Regions from separate parts of the Homo sapiens genome. Here region 2 is linked to region 1. The links are chromatin loops, found by intact Hi-C in ENCODE. Cell type or tissue: mesothelial cell of epicardium. All regions are shown on one strand. Region 1 overlaps P3R3URF-PIK3R3 (P3R3URF-PIK3R3 readthrough). Region 2 overlaps TMEM69 (transmembrane protein 69).

Region 1 (2,500 bases):
CCCTACCTCCCCTCAGTGTTCATGTGTGGACACCTTTGCCTATCCCCAGCAGGAAATCCTCTAGTTTAGACAGCCACCTGAATGTAAGGGCTTTATTAATTGATTTCTCAAGATGTCCATTTCAAGGATATTCTAATTTTGTCATCTGGAACTCAGTAATGCCACAATTCTGAATTTCTTAGTTTCTATAACCCAGATTTTACCATGCTGGAATTCTGTGATGCTAAGATTCCATAACTGTGAACTCCATGAATCTAGAATTTCATGATTTTTTAAAATTGTGTTTAATGAATTTTGTTGGTAATAGTAGTCAGCACTCTCTTGGCCTCAGTTTTGTGTTTGTTTTCTAGAAGTTGCAAGTCTCAGCTCCAGGCTCTCTTCTCTGGGCATGCCGGTGCAGAGGAAGGTCATTTCCACCTCTCCCGAGGCTCAGGGGTTGGGATAGTACCCAGGGAAGCCCAGTCCTAGGGCCCAACACTCAGTCTACTCCCTCTCTACTGAAAACTCTTACTTGGGCTTCAGTACCTGAGGGTAGCAGGAAAAGCAGTCTCCTTTGCAGTCCTTCCACCCAGCTTCCTGTCCTCCTTGCACTGCCCCATGGTCCAGGGAGAGAAAGTTTTGTGGGAGACTGCCCTGGCTGAATGGGTAGGTGTGGGAAGAAGGGTTAAGCACTGGGCAGAGAGCCAGTGGAGGAACCAGGGGACATTCCCTAGGGAGCCCTGCAGCCTTCCCCAGAGGTGAGGAAGGAACAGAGGCCGGAAGTGGGGGTGTGGGTGAGGGCACTGGTAAGGGTGGGGTGACCGGTATTGCATTGTGGGGTTGGAGCTGGGCTTCCGGCCATTGACCTATTAGTGACAAGCGACCTCCAGCCTGGCGCCCCAGGGGCTGTCTGTTCGTGCCCTTACCCACTGACTCTGTGTTCCTGTGCCTGAGTCAGACTCCCAGGAAAATCTCGGGGGCAGGAGTTGGGGTCTGGGGAACCTATTTCTCTAGAGCGGAGCCACAGAGGCGAAGAGAGGGGCCAGGACACTCCAAGGATCAGATCAGGGCTTGGGGCAGAACCAAGACTGAAGCTCCGGGCTCCTGCCTCTAGCCCAGAGCTGTTCTCTTCACGGTCCAAAGGGTCCCAGAATTATAAAGTAATACTCCCCCAACTAGCCAGGTGGTGAAACTCAGGGCTAGAGGAAGAGCCCGTGCTAGGCTGCCTCCCAGGAGCAGCCTGGACCTTCTTCCAGTCCTGCAGCACATGGCTGAAGCTGCCAAACCCGATTTTCCAGTGGCTGCCTGAGGCTGGCTGGAGCGGGAAGCCCTCCTCCTGGCATGAACCCTCAGGCCATCATCCTCCTCCCCCTCACCTCCCGATTCGGTGGCTTGGCCTGGCCTGCTCCTCCTGCACCTGTGCCAACTGTCCCAGTGTGCCACCACTTCCTTCTCCACCTGCCTGCCATCTCCCCTGGGCTGCTCCCCAGGCACTGTGAGGTGTGGTCCAGAGCTGTCCATTTCTGAGCCTCGGTTTTCTCATCTATAGATGAGGAATAGTGGCCTGCCTCCCAGGGATTGACTACAGGAAGATTTCAAAGAAAAGTGAGGTGGTAGGGGGCAAGCAGTAGCTCACGTCTGTAATCCCAACATTTTGGGAGGCTGAGGCGGGAGGATCACTTGAGCCCAAGAACTGGAGTGCAGTGGCATGATCTTGGCTGCAACCTCCACTTCCCAGGTTTAAGTAATTCTCGTGCCTCAGCCTCCTGAGTAGCTGGGAGAACCTGTTTCTACAAAAAAAATGTTTTAATTATCTAGGCGTGGTGGCCTGCACCTGTAGTACCAGCTACTTGTGGGACTGAGGTGGGAGGATAGATTGTGCCCAGGAGACTGAGGCTGCAGTGAGCTAAGGTCAGGTCACTGCACTCCAGTATGAGTGACAGAGAGAGACCCTGTCCCTAAAAACTAGGCAGGGGAAAGGGCTGAGCCAGGTGGCTCATGCCTGTAATCCCTGCACTTTGGAAGACTGAGGTAGATGGATCACTTTAGGCCAGGAGTTCAAGACCAGCCTAGCCCACATGGCAAAACCCCATCTCTACTAAAAATACAAAAATTAGCCAGGCATGGTGGCACATGCCTGTAGTCCCAGCTACTAGGGAGGCTGAGGCACGAGAATCACTTGACTCTGGGAGAAGACGGTTGCAGTGAGACAAGATTGCGCCACTGCACTCTATCCTGGGCAACAGAGCCAGGCGCTGTCTCAAAAAAAAAAGAAAAGAAAAAAGAAACAAACAAACAAAGAAAAAGGAGATATGAGTATCATGGGCCACCAATTAGTTGGATGGTGTGTTAGTGCCATGTTGGGAGCACAGCCTAGGGTGTGAGAAGGAAGCACTGCTCTGTGGAATTCTGGAGATATGGTTGTTAGGATGAAGGGTGCAAGGTAAGGGCTGTATTCCCTCTGATTTCCTCAGGTTATCTCACCTATGGGAGAAGGAAGAACAGAGAGAGGCAGAGAACA
Region 2 (2,500 bases), 480 kb before region 1:
GCTTCATCCAGAAGTTTTCTCAAGCATCTTCAAAGGTTGGTTTGTTCAGCAGATATTTGAGCACTATTTGCCAAATATTGCTTGGGCTAGGTCAGTAGCAGTGAAAAAGACAAAAATCCTTACCCTTGTATATTCAGGTGATGGAGGGAAGAGTTAAGTAAAATACAAGTAAGTAAAATGTTTATTATATCAGGCTGGGTGCAGTGGCTCACGCCTGTAGTCCCAGCAATTTGGCAGGCCGAGGTGGGTGGGATCACTTGAGCTCAAGGAGTTCAAGACCAGTCTGGGCACATGGCAAAACCCCATCTCTACAAAAAATTAGCTGGGCATGGGGTCACACGCCTATAGCCCCAGCTACCTGGGAGGCTGAGAGAGGAGGATCGCTTGAGCCCAGGAGGTTGAGGCTGCAGTGAGCTGAGATCATGCCACTGCACTGCAGCCTGGGTGACACAGCAAGACGATGTTTAAAAAAAAAAAAAATTGGCTAGGTGCCGTGGCTTACGGCTGAAATCCCAGCACTTTGGGAGTTGAGGCAGGTGGATCACTTGAGGTCAGGAGTTCAGTACCTGCCTGGCCAACATGGTAAAACCCTTGTCTCCACGGAAAAATACAAAAATTAGCTCAGCATGGTGGTAGGCGCCCGTAGTCCCAGCTACCTGGGGGGCTGAGGCAGAAGAATCACTTGAACCCAGGAAGCAAAGGTTGCAGTGAGCCGAGATTGTGCCACTGCACTCTGGCTTGGGTGACAGAGGAATAATTCATCTCAAAAAGTAAAAATTAAAAAAAATAAGGCCAGGCACGGTCACTCACTCCTGTAATCCCAAAACTTTGGGATGCCAAGGCGGGCAGATCACGTGAGGTCAGGAGTTCGAGACCAGCCTGGACAACATGGTGAAACCCTGTCTCTACTAAAAATACAAAAATTAGCTGGGCATGGTGGCGGACGCCTGTAATCCCAGCTACTCAGGAGGCTGAGGCAGAGAATCGCTTGAACCTGGGAGGCAGAGGTTGCAGTGAGCAGAGATTGTACCACTGCACTCCAGCCTGGGTGATAGAGCAAAACTCGGTCTCAAAAAAATAAAAATAAAAATTAATACATCAACTGGTAAATGCTGTGGAGAACTATAAAGCAGGGAAGGGCAATAGGTAGTGTCAAGACGTAGGATTGGACTTACAAATGGCAGGGGATCGGAAGTAGGTAACTGAGGGAAGAGCAGTAAATATGGAAACAGGGAAATGGTTCCAAGATGGAACCATTCCTAGCATGTTTGAGTAATCACTGAGATTCTTCAATAACTTCAATTTTTTCTTTAATGCAACACTTTTTAGTTGAAGTCTGGTCACTAAAACACAGAATCAGCAGGAAAGGTTATTACTTTGCCCGTGTACAATGAAAGGCAGTGGGGATTTTAAGGCAAGGAAAAAAATACGGTCCTGGCTCTCAAGTCTACTGAGACAAAGACAAGTAAACACACAATTTTAATTCACTGTGAGAAGAATTATGATGGAAGTGTGCACAGGGTGCTTACTATAGGAGCATTAAATCAGACCGTAGAAGGGTAAAGGAAAGCTTTAAGTTGAATTTTGAATGTTGAGGTAAGTTTCCTAGATAGGAAAGTAGTAAGAGCTAGAATTCTAGGCAGAGCATACACAAAGGTGTGGAACTGTGAAAAGTATGTGGTGTTCATAAAACTAAGTTGGAAGGTAGATTTATTTTCTCCATATAAAAACAGCATTCCCACGGTAATTAGTGCTGCTGCTTTTGCTATTTATAAATAAAAGAGGCAGTTTAGAAGGCCAAATTCTGAAGATCTAGTCTTTACCTGCTCCTCTTTCAGATATTTTTCTCATGGAATAAGATTAAGTGGTAGGTTGAAATATATCACTAGTTTGTGTTCAGTGGTTTCTTTTGTACATTGTATAGCCATTTAATACTCTTACCAGCAATAATATCACTTCAGAGTTATTAGTTCATCCTTTCTGTATAGTTTGATGTGGTAATGGAAAGCAGATCTTTTTTGTTTGCTCCTTTCAAACAATCCCCATTATTTCATACTGGGATTGACTAAAATCTGATGATACATATATATATTTTTAATTTTGTCTTTTGGTTCTATTTTCTTTGTAGATACTGAAGTACTCTTTCCCAGTGGGACTAAGAACCAGCAGAACAGATATACTTTCTCTCAAGATGTCTCTCCAGCAAAACTTTTCCCCATGTCCAAGGCCTTGGCTTTCCTCATCATTTCCAGCGTATATGAGCAAGACACAGTGCTATCATACATCCCCCTGCAGCTTTAAAAAGCAGCAGAAGCAAGCACTTCTAGCCAGACCCTCAAGCACCATCACTTACCTAACTGACAGCCCAAAGCCAGCATTATGTGTAACTCTGGCAGGACTAATCCCCTTCGTTGCTCCACCACTGGTCATGCTGATGACAAAAACTTATATTCCCATATTAGCTTTTACTCAGATGGCTTATGGAGCCAGTTTCCTATCT

What was found. A loop is a pair of places that touch in the nucleus more often than their neighbours do. Peaks named below come from ENCODE experiments on the same cell type or tissue, not always from the same donor. Only the 100,000 strongest peaks of a DNase experiment are listed, where the experiment ranks them.
Region 2: it touches region 1 in a loop (21-fold over the local background); 10 of 110 quality-filtered maps call a loop at or near these places.

Annotation. Positions count from the first base shown.
Region 1 is chr1:46,170,752-46,173,251 of GRCh38, forward strand. The region is part of intron 1 of P3R3URF-PIK3R3 (P3R3URF-PIK3R3 readthrough); the gene reads right to left. It also overlaps a transcript of PIK3R3 not described here. Among named protein-coding and RNA genes, the nearest start is that of TSPAN1, 3.1 kb to the right of the region's middle. In mesothelial cell of epicardium, no CTCF peak of the experiment used is centred here; a DNase peak (open chromatin) is centred at 1,280.
Region 2 is chr1:45,691,076-45,693,575 of GRCh38, forward strand. TMEM69 (transmembrane protein 69) reads left to right here. Exons shown (of 3, transcript NM_016486.4): 2 at 1-35; 3 at 2,129-2,500. Among named protein-coding and RNA genes, the nearest start is that of TMEM69, 4.1 kb to the left of the region's middle. In mesothelial cell of epicardium, no CTCF peak of the experiment used is centred here; no DNase peak of the experiment used is centred here.